Regions from separate parts of the Homo sapiens genome. Here region 2 is linked to region 1. Evidence: read pairs that join two places in POLR2A ChIA-PET (ENCODE). Cell type or tissue: Panc1. All regions are shown on one strand.

Region 1 (8,000 bases):
GCATGAATATGACTGGACAATTATATATTAGTATTATTTTCTTTGAGGTTACAAGATCCATCCCTGACTATGAAAGAATATTATAAATTAGTATTTTATTGTGTATTTTGCTCCATTTAACCTCTTCTGCCTTGAGTTCTCTTGTTCAGTTAAAACTTTATTGAATTTGTAACCTCACAATATATTGTTATTAATGGTACTGGCTTGTTATGTTTGGTCAAATATTTGAATTTTTATTTCTTTCATTTCTTTCTTTTTTTAAACTCCTTTTTTATTTTATATTTCCACATAATTAAATTGTATTAATTTCTTTCTATTGGTGGTAACATGCTGTCACTTTCTTTGGTTGCTTGAAATATTTTTTTTCTTTATTGTCCAAAGGTGTTCACAATGGACATAGCATTTAACATTTTTCATTACTATTTTGAATCACTTAAAAGTTGTCTTGTACTCTAGATTGGCCATTATTTTTCAAAAATTGTTGTGACGATGTCATTCCTTTGTCTTTCATATTTTGTTTTCTTTTGTTTGTTTCTTTTTTTGTGAAGTTAGTTCTCAGTAAAATCATTTACTTTGGAAGGTTATAATCCCACCCCGCACCATTTGGGTTCTTTTAGTTTTCTTTTTGTGTTTGGTTTTCAGCAATCTTTAATGATGTGCCAACGTGAAAGTTTTATTTATTTAAAAAAAGCTTGAAGAAATTTACCCTTCCTGAAGTTTATAACTGTTCTTGAATTTGTATCTTGATGCATTTTAAAATATTACTTCTGTATCTTTGTTTATATTTCATATAACTAAGAATAACATTATTATTATTGTTATTATTGAGGCAGAGTCTCACTCTGTTGCTCAGGCTTGAGTGAAGTGGCTCGATTATGGCTCACTGTAGCCTCAACCTTCTAGGCTCAAGCAATCCTCCCACCTCAGCCTCCCTAGCTGGCACTACAGGCATGTGCCACCATGCCTGGCTTATTTTTGTATTTTTTGTATAGATGAGGTTTCACCATATTGCCCAGGCTGGTCTCAAACTCCTGAGCTCAAGCAATCTGCCTGCCTTGGTCTCCCAAAGTGCTAGAAATACAGGTGTGAGCCACTGCATCCAGCCCACAATAACATTATTTATGTACTTGTTTTACTGACCTCTGCCAACTTTTCTCATCTTTTCTCTTGATTTTGTGACTATAAATCATTTTTTTAAAAGTCTTTGGCTGATAACTCCAATAACTGCTTCTTACCCTAGGTCAAATTTTACTGTTTGTTTTGACTGAATGTTAAAACTTAAGTCTAATCTTTCTGTACTCTGAGTGGTTTTGATTAAAAGCTGGACATTATTTAAGAAAACTAGAAAACAAATGTAATGTTCTGGATGGTGCGATAGATTGGATATTCTCTCAAGAAAGAAGCTAAAGTGAAATCAATATGTATTAAGATTCTAAAGTTGTCTTAAATTACTTAACTAGGATTTGCTTGGGCTTGATTAATTTGAATCTATGGATGGGTCCATAAGTTCTATTAACCTACTGGAATTATGAGCAAATTATTTTATCTGTGTTTGCTTTTAAGTACATGGGCCCTTGGAGAAAAGTTTAACTTTCACTGGTTGCACTAAAGGTTCATTAATGAAAAAGCTTTAAGAACAATCTTTAGGTAGGTTGATTACCTAGTTTTAGAATGAAATTTTCCAACCAGACTTGAATATGTAATGAAGATAATAAAAATTGGTTCTTTTCTGCAGATATCTCTAAAAAAATGCAATTTACTTGCTATTATGTATAACTAGCGTATATGCTGATTCTTAGAGCCTTTTCCATAGGAAAGAAAAAAAAGAGAATGAGTTAATGCTCAAGTTAGAATAAATTACATGACATGAGAAAATAATCAAGTAAAGAGAAGGAAAACTGAGGAAAGTATTAATAATATTACTTGGTTTTGTCTAAGAAATCTTCTCAAGTCAGCATAATATTATCTGACTACATGTTTTCACCCTTTATTATTTTCTCCTTCAAGCACTAGAAAATATTCTGATTTATTTTAAAAAGTTTTTTGATTAATATTCTATCACCTTACTAAAGAAAACACTCACATTATTAAAGTTACTAGAATCTAGCTTGATGATAACACATCAAAATCACTTTTAGTCTCCATTTTCTTTGCCTGATGCCAATGGCAAAACTGTAAAATAAAAACACCGACATAGAGCCAGTAAAAAATAGGATTTCTTCTTTTTTCTCTTTTTCTTTTCTTTTCTTTTTTTTTTTTTTTTTCGAGATGGAGTCTGGCTCTGTCGCCCAGGCTGGAGCGCAGTGGCACAATCTTGGCTCACTGCAAGCTCCACCTCCTGGGTTCACGCCATTCTCCTGCCTCAGCCTCCCGAGTAGCTGGGACTACAGGCGCCCACCACCACACCCAGCTAATTTTTTGTATTTTTTAGTAGAGATGGGGTTTCACCATGTTAGCCAGGATGGTCTCGATCTCTTGACCTCGTAATCCGCCCGCCTCGGCCTCCCAAAGTGCTGGGATTACAGGCGTGAGCCACTGTGCCCGGCCAAAAATAGGATTTCTTATCTAGTTATGTATATTTTTTAGATAATGATAGAACAGAAGTATAAAAGGGAATGATGAAAAATACTAAAGTAAAACTTTCATTATACAATATTTATTTTTATAAATTATGTAATTTAAAGTTGCTGCAATATTCAAATGCTCATTTAATGGAAATAGATATAGTATTTACTTAAAATTGTTATATAACAGGTAATATATCATCATGTTGATTGCTGGCATAAGATAGACACTTACATAACCCTAAAAAGAAAAATATTGCCTGGCTATTTAAAAAATATTCTGCCTCTTTTATACTTATCTATATTCTAAACTGAACTGCTTTAGTTTAGAATATTCTAAACTGTTTGAACATTCGCATTTACATCTACCTGATCAGAAGGATAAATGTATTCTCGGCTTACCTGCTTTATTGACCTGTAGAAGTAGCAGATAATGATCCTAAAACTGGCAAAATGAAGCAGGCTAATTTGCCATCAAAACTTTTGTTTTACTCTGTTGCTATCCTAGTTCTCCTGTAATTCTTAATTTGAATATCAAGAGCCCATAATTGAAAAATAATATACATATATTTAATTTTAAGTCCTATTTAAAAGAAATTCTAGCAGTATAATGTTTTGTTTAGCATGTAGACATAAAGATTCTTTTCTCTCAAGTAGAAGTAGCAAGCACAAATCAAAATATATAATCATTCTGAAATTATGAACTAAACATGGAATCTTTTACTTTTAATATTCAAGCCCAAATAATTTTTTCTTTCTCCTTCAAAACAATAGTTAACAGGGTAGAGATATTTACAGACAAAACAGTAATTTCATACCTGTTTTTTCTCTCTGCAATGGGGAAGTGGAACTTAAATGGAAGAAATAATGTCTTTAACCAAGACATAAGCCCCTACTAGCTTTGTTCTGTCTTTTCTGGAAGTCTACTTAGAAAGATACTTTACTAAGCTGTTAAATTCCATGTGGCTGACTAGGTAACAAATAGCAAAGACAGAAGCTAAGGGCCACAGGGGTTTGCAGTTGTCAGCATGGTGATAAGCTAGAGCTTTATCATCAGAAACTAAAGAGTACTTAAATGATACTGGCTGCAGTTGTGGTCATAATTTATCAGCCTCAAGTGACTCTGTGTATATGTGTGCCTACCTTTCCTAATTTCAGTTTCTGTTCTGCTGGAGTCTGCATTATAAAACTTCAGTGATCCTCCTGCACAGTATTTATTTTTTCTAACATCAAAAGAATCAGAAAGGACACATGGAATGAAACATAAGAAAAACATTGCTGGAAAAACATAAAGTTAGAAAGTTAGTACAAATAAAATGCTACTAAAAAGGCTGAGACAGATGACCATCCAAATAGAAAAGTGGAGTGTAGTCGGACTCAAGCAGAACTACAGAAATGATGTTTTAAGCGGCTGGGCGTGGTGGCTCACGCCTGTAATCCCAGCACTTTGTGAGGCCGAGGCGGGCGGATCACGAGGTCAGGAGATTGAGACCATCCTGGCTAACACGGCGAAACCCTGTCTCTACTAAAAATACAAAAAAAAAAAAAAAAAAAAAAAAAAAAAAATTAGCCTGGCGTGGTGGCAGGCACCTGTAGTCCCAGCTACTTGGGAGGCTGAGGCAGGAGAATGGTGTGAACCCGGGAGGCAGAGCTTGCAGTGAGCAGAGATATCGCGCCACTGCACTCCAGCTTGGGCGACAGAGCGAGACTCAGTCTCAAAAAAAAAAAAAAAAAAAAGAAAAAAAAAAAGAAAAAGAAATGATGTTTTAAAACAATAACTCACTCTTAGGTTGCAACATGAGTTAAAAGAGGTCAAATAATGTTTTGTTCCTCTGTGAAGTGCATTCTCCAAAGGGAATTAATTTTGAAATCTTTATGTAGTAGGTCAGGAAAAGTTTTAAATAATTAAATTATAAACAAGTGTTTAAAAAGTCTTTTTTAATCTTCTGATACAATGAGTTGATTTTTGTTTAAACTGTGAGCCAAACCTTTTTGTCCATCCTTTTGCCCTCTTGAAGTTGCCATTAATGGAGAAATTTTTGAAAACAAAAATATAGAAGAAAACACAAGTAAAATATTTTTTCTATGAATAATCATTCGATAATTTCTTTGTTCCATGGTTTTATTCTTATTCAAAACTCAATGAGGAAACCTGAATTAATTTTTTGCCTCTTCCTTTTAAATTTATGTCACACAACATATTAATTAAACAAGAAGATAGATAGAATCAGGGTAGCTGATCTCAGTCAGAACGTGCTTAAAATGTGAAGTTAATTGTAGGGTATATGTGCATATGTTGTGTAAGAAGTTGAACAGTCACGACCATTCCAAGCATAACCCATTCCCTGACAATTTCTTATCCCAAGACACAGATGAAAAGTCAGAAGTCATAGGTCAGTCTTCTTAAGATAGATGCCGAGATGGAGACTTACAAGCAGGTAGTTATTAGGGAAGCACTGTCAAAAAACACCGCCTGTAAGAGTATATATCATCCATGCAAAACCCTGGCCAGCAAAGAAAAGCCACCACTGAGCTTCTCAACAGTGCTTCTGTCCCCCTTATCAGCTCATTCTTTATCACATTGGAAACAAAGGATTCCTCTGACTCCCCTCAACGAACATAGCTAGTGATTGTTTTGGCCACATATAGTCACTGGCTATAGACTGCACTCAAGGAGGGTGACAACCTGGGGAAATAGCAATAGCCAGGGAGGGACACAGGTGTGAGGTGTCAACAAACAACATTTCTAGCCTGCAGCGGGGGTAATGAGTGCTTAGTACCCAGAAGTGGGCTTTGGGTGAAAGACCATAGTGTGAGCAACACGAATCCTGAACTCACTTCTTCAGGTACATTTACTATTACCACATCATCCATCATATGTGAATATGTGCACTGTGTATATGATGCAACATCTGTGTGTATTTGTGTTTGTGTACACTGGAGAGGGAAAAAGTGAGGGTCATTTCTGCTGTTGACCAATTTCCAGGATGGTTTTGAAGGCATTCACAGATAATTTCTCATGATATAAGTTTCTTGAGGAGACATAATTTACCATATAATATTTGTGTTTTTTTTTAACTACCTAGAGATTTGTTAAAGAATAGGCAATAACTCTATATGCAGAAGACAGAAACTGGACCCCTTCCTTACGCCTTATACAAAAATTAACTAAAGATGGATTAAAGACTTAAATGTTAGACCTAAAACCATAGAAACCCTAGAAGAAAACCTAGGCAATACCATTCAGGACATAGGCATGGGCAAGGACTTCATGACTAAAACACCGAAAGCAATTGCAACAAAAGCCAAAATTGACAAATGGGATCCAATTAAACTAAAGAGCTTCTGCACAGCAAAGAAACTATCATTAGAGTGACCAAGCAACCTACAGAATGGGAGAAAGTTTTTGTAATCCATCCATCTGACAAAGGTATATCCAGAAGCTACAAGGAGCTTAAACAAATTTACAAGAAAAAAAACAAACAAACCACCCCATCAAAAAACATGCAAAGGACATGAAGAGATACTTCTCAAAAGAAGGCATTTATGCGGCCAAGAAACATGAAAAAAAGCTCATCATCACTGGTCATTAGAAAAATGCAAATCAAAACCACAATGAGATACCATCTCATGATCATTAAAAAGTCAGGAAACAATAGATGCTGGAGTGAATGTCGAGAAATAGGAATGCTTTTACACTGTTGCTGGGAGTGTAAATTAGTTCAACCATTGTGGAAGACAGTGTGGTGATTCCTCAAGGATCTAAAACCAGAAATACCATTTTACCCGGCAATCCCATTACTGGATAAATCATTCTACACATGCACACGTATGTTTATTGCAGCACTATTTATGATAGCAAAGACTTGGAATCAACCCAAACGCCCATCAATGATAGACTGGATAAACAAATTGTGACACATATACACCATGGAATACTATGCAGCCATAAAAGCAATGAGTTCATGAACCTTGCAGGAACAGGGATGAAGCTGGAAACCAACATTCTCAGCAAACTAACACAGGAACAGAAAACCAAACACCACATGTTCTCACTCATAAGTGGGAGTTGAACAATGAGAACACATGGACACAGGGAGAGGAACATCACAACCTTGGCCTGTCAGGGCGTTGGGGGCAAGGGGAGGGAAAGCATTAGGACAAATACCTAATGCATGTGGGGCTTAAAACCCAGATGATGGGTTGATAGGTGCAGCAAATCACATGGCACATTATACCTATGTAACAAATCTGCACGTTTAGCACATGTATCCCGGAACTTAAAGTCAAATTATATGTATATATGCAAAACATTTTCTGATATTCTGAATAAATAGCAATGCACATTTTTCATTGGGCACATTATTGTAAATTGCTGTGGGCCTTTTTTCTTATTTTTTTTCCTTCTTTTCTTTTTTCCTTCCTTTTTTTCATTCAATCTTTCTTTCCTTTCCATTTTTTTCTCTTCCTTGTTCTTTCCCTCTACACACCTTTGTTTCCTTTCTCACTCTCTCATTTAATAAGCCAGACATAAGGTTGTATTATGGAAATTTTTTATGTTCAGATTTTTAGTTTAATTTATTTTAACTTACATTTTTGATATTTTATTGCAGGATTGCATCTAATTTTGAAAAACTTACAAAACATGTAACTGTTCAATCATGATGGAAAAAATAAAGATCTTAAATTTTAAAAGCAACTTTTTAAAGAATAGAGTGGAGAAAAAAACTAGTAGCTTTCAGGTGAAGACCTCTGGCAGATAATTCCTTTACCCCATGGTGAGTGATGTTGATAGTATGTTAATATCATGTGCCCTGATAGAGTACAATGATGAGGGCTTTCATGTTTGTATTCTTCTTCCTGAAAACACATACTCCCATTCTAATCACACACACACACAAAATCAATGGAACCCAAATTGAGAATTGCACTGAAGAAATATGTGATGAGGACTCTTTAATATTGTCCTCTTGACCACCCCACTCGATGACCCTTAATGTCATGGGGAAAAAAAGAAAACAAAAAGTACAAATACAAAGAAATGGTTGCGGATTGGAGGAGACTAAAAAAACTGTAATGATTAAATTTAATATGGTTTCCTGGATTGGCCTCTGGAACACAACAAGGACATTATTGTAAAAACTGAAAACTGGTAATATCCAAATAAAGTCTGCGATTTAGTTACTGCTAATATAGTGTTAATTTCTTACTGTTAACAATGGTATCATGGCTCCATAAGATGGTAATACTAGGAAACTGCTAACATTAGGGAACTTTTATATTTGATGACTTTGATGGGGTATCAGCTAAAGTGGTAAATAATTAGATATTCATAGAACTTTTTTTTTCTAGACTTACTAGACATACTAGGCTTTCTAGACTTACTAGACTTACTTGTGCCAGTCAGGGTTCAACCAGAGAAGCAGCAATAATAGT
Region 2 (8,000 bases), 760 kb before region 1:
TAAGAATGAAATCACTGAGAGCTGCACATTCTACAAATAATTACAAACAAGAATAAAATAAGAATCTCATTAAACTATTTAAACAAAGTACTGGATTTACAAAACTCCTAAGTTCCACATTAGAGAGCACAAGTATGTTTCCCAGAAGGAGGGATAATGTTACAAAGCTTCCATTTTTTTGAAATCCTAATTTTATTAGCAGCAAAGTAATTAATTTTTTTGACAACAAATTCTTCAAGGAGAAATAAATACAAAGTCAGAATATTGTGAGCAAAGCAGTTAAAGAAAGAGATGAAAATGCATCAAACAAGTTCTAAGAGCAATTTTTATCCGCCACTGTGAAACTGTGTCCTTAAAATGCGGTTCACTTTTAAAAGGGCTTCTAAATAAATCTCTACTACTCTAAAGATAAAGATGGCATCAATGAACTTGTACATAAGTCAACAGGGAAAGAAAATGAGATGTATTTTTTTCAGGTACTGAAAGACACTGTGTAGCTTGAGAGAGTGAAGAGGTGGCTGAAAAGAATGTGTGTGTGAGAGAGAGAGAGAAAGAGTAAGAGAGAGGAAAAGTGAGAGAGAAAGAGGAAAAGTGCGGGAGAGAGAGAGAGTTGGTATTGCAAAAGAACAAATGAGTTCACCGTCTCAAAAAAGTGAGAACTTTGCAAGAAAATATAGTCCCTCAAATATCTAAGGATCATGGTATTGATTAGGATAATGCACAAAATAATGAAAACAGCAGATGACCTATAATTTATAGTAGATTGGCTTAGTTTTATTTTTGCCAAGTGTAATAGAGGCTCTGTGGAATTAGACAGACTTTGATTTAGGTTATAAAATCACCATTAGTGAATTATTCTACTTTAAGGAAGTTCTTAATTTCTCTGGATCTCAATTTCTCATCTGTGTAATGAATTTATCTCTATATGTGTAAATATATACTTATGTTTTATAGATATTAAGAGGATTAAGTGAGATAAAATGTACTAAAGTCTTAGCACTGAACTTGGCACCCAGGAGATGATTCTAATTGCACTGATATCTGAATCATCAGCAGAAAACACTTTCATATTAAGCTCGATTTAATATATTCCTTTGGAAAGTTTTAATTAAAAAAACTTTCTGTAGCATTGTTCCAGACAAAATGTAAAATGCATAAAATTTGATTCATATGACAAATAGAGAAATAAGGAACTTAACATACTTATATCTAATTCACTTTCTCTGATTTATATGCAGGGCAAACTTTATACCTGTATCAATCACTTTTACAAGGTGGCAGGATTACATTCTTAGAATAAGGAAAAATTGGCATTAAGGAATGTTCATTTGATTGTCAGAGTTTTGTCATTATGTATCAGGTATTAACAGTTACATATTTCCAATATTAAAACATTCCTAGAAGTAGTGAATATCCCTATTGAAAAAAAGTCACTTGGCCATTTTAAGATTTATTTCTCTTGTAAGAAGTTTTATAGAAGGGAAGTCTTTCCTATTTTTAAAACTACAATAGAAAAAGGTATTTTATAGTTGCATTGAAAATGTTAGTGGGTAGAGAAAGGCAAGCTAACACATTCTAAAGCTGACTAGCTGGGAGAAAGCCTCCCGGATGGTTTTACATATGGTTTCTCATATAATCCACACAACAAGTCTAGCAGATTTGATCCCCACTTTTGCAAGTGAAAAAAAAAATTAAATAACTTGAGGAACTACCTGTCTCAAAAACTCCTAACTCGTAATGGCCAAATTGGAATTTTAAGTTTCATGTGTAATATTCTACAACCCAAGCTTGTCTACCACATCACATCATCTTTCTTAAACAACTCTCTCCCCAGTACCTTACATGACATTTGCATTGATTAACTGACGAATGTGCCTAAGCTTGTTAGCTTGTGCAAATTGTGAATAAAAGATCAAGTGCAAGATGGCACCGTCATCAAGTTTCATCATAACTCTAAGCCAGGCTTTCTGATTCCTTCCAATTTCTTCCACGAGTCATCAATCTTTGAAGACAGTCTTTTCTCAGGTGTATTTAATAAAATGTTTAATAAAGGTCAGTGAAAAAATATTGAAAAAAAGATAAAATCTTCATCAATGAAATAAGTTTTTTGAAAATTCTAGAGAATGATTTCTCTCTTAATTCCAAGATTCCATTACTTGGAGCTGTTGCGTGTTAATTCTTTCTGAATAGAATTAAAGTTGACTGCAGATGACTGAAATGTATGTGAGTTGAGCACAAGACCAATAAAGGGTTTCTGGTTCTGGCCTATGAAATCAACACTACTGGTATGTAAGGAAAAGAAGTATTGATTCAACCTATCTAATCAGTAGTGTTTACTTTCTAAAGGGTTCTGGCAGTCAGCTGGAGTGCTTGACTGGTGAGTGAGTGACTGGGGACAGACTGAGTCGCTGCTGTTGACAAAGGACTTCGTCAATGTGCAGCCAGGCTGTGCTTGCATAATGAACATTTGGGACATTTATTAAATCGAATTCTGCTCAAGAGATTCAATTTGCATGACAAACTACATGGTTTCTATTTAAATGTCTCCCCCCTGAACAGCCTGTATCCAGGATAGGGTGAGAATTCAGGCAAGACAGCTTAAGATCTTAGTCAAAGGCTAAGGGAAAGAATAAATCCAGATGTTCAGGATGATGCCCCATGGAAAAAAATCCCTTTAGTTCTTAAACTGGATCAGTCACTTGCTTCCCTACACTCCTTACCCATGCTGACCCCTCTTCCTGGGACTCTTGGCCAGTTTTCATCTTCCCACCCCCAGTTTTTCTCTTGGCTTCCTCCTTTTCATCCTTCAGGTTGGGGGATAAAATATCACTGTTACGAAGAGGCTTTTTATAACTTCTGTATCAGAGAATATGCCCCCTCAGTGATTTGCTACCATTATTTCCAGGTCCACCTTCTTCATAGCACGCATTATAGTTTTTATGTACATATGTATTGACTTATTTGTTTACCTTTTTTTTCCTTCCTCCATGAGACTGTAAGCTTCTCAAGGGCAGGGACTGTGTCTATTTTATTCACCTATGTATACTTAGCACCTAGTTCAGTACTTGGTCCTTAGCAATGCCTCATAATGAAATGAATGAACAGATGAGAGAAGAAATAAATAGAGAATTTGGCATCCCTCACTTTAATAACTCACACTAACTCTAAGAGTATCAGATACTATGAGATATAAGGAGTGCAGTATAATGTGCTTATGAAGTTAAAATATTCCAAACACTTTTAAGTGGATTTAGCATATCTGTTGGAGTTGGTCCTGCTTCCTGAGTTCTCACATTTAAAAAAATCAGTATTTTGCTTTGATTTTGGCAACATGAACAACATTGTCTCATTAATTCAAAAAAGGAACTGGTTAGCAGGTAGAACCTTTGAAACTAGGTCCACACACTGACAAGATGCTTTGATGCTCTCCAACATGGAAGATGTGTCACAGAAAAATATAAAGAACTGTTTTTAATTGTGGAAGTGTACAAAGGAAGAATAAGGTTCTAGCTCTAATTTAATAACAAATGTATTACACTAAACTATGCAAAATAAAAGAGAGGTTTAAGACAATTTTAGTAAGTATCTGAGTTTCCCCATTTAAGACTTAAACGATACAATATGTGTGGAAATTAAGAGGGGAACAACTTTTTCATGTGATATACAACTGTCTTCTTCATTGTATGAACTGTGAATGGAGATTGACCTCCTGGACAAAACAAATTCTGATGGTTGATTGATAGTGCATAGAAGTCACTTGAATTTTTAACATTTTAACTAATTCATTTATTCAATAAATACTTACTGAATACTTGTCCCATGCATTGTTCTAGGTGCTGGGAACCCAACAAAGAACAATATATAACAGGTCTTTTCCCTCCTGGAACTTGGAATCCATCAGGGGAAATTGGACAATATACAAATAAACAAATGAATAGAAGTCATTTCAGGATGAGAAACTCCATGCAGGAAATGAAACTGGGTAATGTGATGGTGTATCTGGGGTGAGCTCAACATATAACTGCCTCATTTACATCATTCATGCCTCAGCTCAAAGAGGGCATGAATGATGTGAAGAAGGCAGTCATATGTTGAGCCTGGAAAGGGAGTTTCAGAGAGTAGGAATGGCAAGAGCAAAAGTGTTACAGGGAAAATTGGATATGTTTGATGTATTATAGCCAGGGTGCTCCAGAAAAACAGAACCTACAGGATGTGATGTGTGTGGCTGTGTGTATGTGTATCTCTCTGTCTCTCTCTACCTACCTACCTATCTAGAGAGAGAGACTTTAAGGAACTAGCTTGCACAATTGTGGATGGAGGCTTGGTGAGTCAAAAAAATCTGATGGCTTATCTTGTAGGACTTTAAAACACAGGTAACCTGGAGACACAGAAGAGAATTGCAGTTTGAGTCCAAAGGCCATCTGCTGGCAGAATTCCTTCTTGCTGTGTTTGTGTGTTTGAGTCTTTGTTCTATTCGGCCTTCAATTGCTTGGATGAGGCCCTCCTACATTATGGAAGCTAATCCGCTCAAAATCCACCAATTTAAAAATGCGTTGATCTCATCCAAAAATCACCTTAATAGAAACATTTGGCATAATGATCTGGGCACCTTGGTTCAGCCAAGGTGACCCATAAAATTAACCATCCCATCTAGGAAAGAAGTTAAATGTGACTGAAGCAGAGTGTGCTAGGAAAGAGCGAAGTGGTAGGGGATGAGAGTGGGTTAGTGCTGTGGGAACCACGGGAGCTTTTGAAGCAGCAGGAGTAACATGCTCTGACTTAAATTTTATAGATGACCCTGTGTTAGACCCTGGATTTCACAGAAGCAAGAGACAGAAAGCAGGGATACAAGCTGGAGGTCTGTGCTGGAGTTTGGGCAGGGGGAAATAAATTGTGGTTTGGACTTAGGTTCTGCAAGTGGAGAGAGGAAAGGAAATGGATTCTGGACATATTTGGGCAGAAGAGATGACTGTGCTCTGATGGGCTGAATGTGGGGCTCACAGAAAAGGAACCCAGAGCTTACCCTGGGCTTGGGTAGAATGGGGGAAGATAGCAAGAACACACTTAGGAACTTTCTGTCGAAATAAACGAGAGTGGGTCCAATTTCTTTAAAAACAAAAACCCCTGTGCTTTCTCATATCTACAATTTCTACCAGTAAAATGAGCTCTTTGTTAAATGGATGAAATTGCTGTGCCTTTGGAATTACCTACCCATGTTTTACTTTAATTAACTATAAATCTTTGAGACATGTGAGATAAACCTCTTTCAGGTATAGTTTTCTTTTGGCTATAATTTTAAATACAATGATTGAGCATTGTGTCCTTTTTTTCTGTTTTTGTGAATTTATCTGCTTATAAAATGCCTAATTGCTTCATTGGATAATATATTATAATTAAGCTTAAAATAGTAATGGTTGCAAGAACATATTGCAAGTATATTTCAACTTGGTATTTCCATGATTTTAACTGTTCTGGAATTTCAAATGTATTATAATAATAATGCCATTTTTAGTAATTGGTTGTAAAAACAAATTAAAATTAACTTAATAGACTTTAATGACAATAAAAAAACAAATGCCATCTCTATTTCAGCAAGAAAACTACTAAATATCGAATTTTAGCTTCATCTGTACTTACATTCAATTTTTAACTGTATCTTTTACAGTTTTTAACTGTATTTAACAATTTAACAATGTTTTAACTGTATTTAAGCTAAATATAGCTTAAACGAAACAGGAAGCCATGCCTTAAATCCAAGGTTAATGAAAACATTAGTTAAATAGAGGCAGAGCTGGGCCTGGGACTTGGATTTATTCTCTTACTCCTAGAGGCTTTATATTGTAACTTGTGTGTACCTGTGGCTGAGCTGAAAAATGTTCACCCCCTCAACATCAGTTACTGTGTTTTACCTCGCCACCTAACCATTCAGTTCTTTGAGGTTAGGGAGGATGTCTTGTTGATTACAGCATCCCAGTGTCTGGCATGGTGTCTGGCCCAGGTACTTATTAAAGTGCTCAATTAATAGTCCTGAAATAACTGATTGATTGAATCAGTTCACTTGTGAGTATCCAGCTATTTATTTTGAAATAATATAGGTCCAGGTTTTCACACTGTTGGTTATGACGCATTAGTAGGCCACTAAACCCATCTGGTAAGACTGATGAGAATTTAAAAACAGTTAAACGGAATAGAATATGAAAGAACAGATACTTTTTGATGTAGAAAATTTCTTTTTTTGAATAACCTTTGTTTTAATTATGAGTATATATGGATGTGTGCATTAGGCTGTGATGTGAAATGTATTTCTTATTGTGGTTTACAATTTAAAAAGTTGAAAACCACTATATTTGAAAGTTAAAAATGTTTTTCTTAAAACGGATCTAAATTTATGAAAAATTTTGCCTACTAACAAAAGAGAGACAAAGATTATGTGGAAAATTGACTATTCAACACACAGAACATAGAAATGTACGAACCCCACTTCATTTAACAGGTCTATATTGTTGCACCTATACACGCCCTGGGCTGAATTACTGTGAGGAATATCAACATGCATAATAAAAGGTCCCTCTGCTCAGAGAGCACAACAGCACCCAGGGAGAAGGACCCTAAAACCACACATGAGCCTCTCTACCGTCTCTCAACCAGAAAAAGTTTATGGAAATCTTTTCCTCATCTCTTATGCAACTTAACAGTCACATATTTCTAAACTTCATAACTCAGGCTTTTAGTACTACAGTTAAAATCAATTATAAGTTAATTGGCATTTGCGGGCTAGTCAGGAGTCAAACTGCCATTTATTATTTGGTTTTCATGGATAACTGACTTCCCAATGAATTTTTTGTATAAAACCTATCTCTAAGTTGAATACTCCTTGTTGCATTTTTTTTTTTTTTTTGGTGGCAGGGCTTGCTATATTACAGCAGGAGTCAGTGGACTGTTTTTCTAAAGGGCCAGATAGTAAAGATTTTTACTATCTTTACTACCACATACACTAGATGTGTATGTGGGCCATACACATCTCTGTTGCAACTATTTGACTATGCTATGGTAGAGTGAAAACAGCTATAGGCAATACATACACAATTTGTTCCAAAAATTTTATTTATGGACACTGAAATTTGAATTTTATATAAAATAATATGTAATACAGTATATATCATAAAATACTGTTTTTCTGTTGATTCTTTTTAACTATTTAAAAATGGACAAACCATTTTCAGCCTGCAGGCCACACAAAAGCAGGCAGTGGCTGGATTTGGCCTGAGAGCCATAGATTGCTGTCCCCTGTATTGGAGCAACAACATTTTTTCCCTCAAGGCATGTACAGTAATGTTTACGTGCAACTGAATTGACAAAATAAGCATTAGATTGCAAGCAAACTTCTTAAACTCTGAAATTATTTCATTTTTTAGAACAGACCCTAAGTTTTCAAAAAAAAAAAGTCAGATGTATTTTAAGTTCCAAAACTTCATTGAATGTGTACATAAATGCATGATCTAAATAATATAATAGACTATGTTGTAGAACTTTAAAACACCTTAAGACCCCTTTATACTTTTGCTGTAGGAGGGCATAGATTTTGAAAAAAAACCAAAGGGCCTTCTTCCTACTTTATGATGGTGAGTGTAAACACACAGTCATTATCAGGAAACACAGGTTTTAGGTCATCTGTCTCTTGGTTGCTATGTGGAAATTTGCTGTCCATCGTCAAATTGGATAATCCAGGTTTGATTCTGTGAAGGGAGCTGCCTGGTTTCCTTACATGTGAGTCAAGAACTGTGCAAAGCCTTTACCATCCATCTCATTCAATCTTCCTAATAATGTTAGGAGTTAGGACATGGAGAGAAAAAGAGATTTCTCAGGCTCACTCTGCTGGTGAGTACCAGGTGAAGGCTTTGGCTCTTAGACTTGATTCCGTCCTGCATCTGGATACCTGTGGCAAAGCTCTTTACTTTAGACATGGAGACTTTGAATACCCACAATGAGAAAAAAAAAGA

What was found. ChIA-PET counts read pairs that join two places held together with the same protein. Peaks named below come from ENCODE experiments on the same cell type or tissue, not always from the same donor. Only the 100,000 strongest peaks of a DNase experiment are listed, where the experiment ranks them.
Region 2: POLR2A ChIA-PET joins it to region 1 with 16 read pairs; 2 of 35 experiments call an interaction of 5 or more read pairs at or near these places.

Annotation. Positions count from the first base shown.
Region 1 is chr5:30,454,486-30,462,485 of GRCh38, reverse strand. No RefSeq gene overlaps it. Among named protein-coding and RNA genes, the nearest start is that of CDH6, 740 kb to the left of the region's middle. In Panc1, no CTCF peak of the experiment used is centred here; no DNase peak of the experiment used is centred here.
Region 2 is chr5:31,215,582-31,223,581 of GRCh38, reverse strand. All of the region lies in intron 1 of CDH6 (cadherin 6), which reads right to left. LOC105374709 (a long non-coding RNA gene) reads left to right here and starts at 6,482. Exons shown (of 5, transcript XR_007058714.1): 1 at 6,482-8,000. In Panc1, no CTCF peak of the experiment used is centred here; no DNase peak of the experiment used is centred here.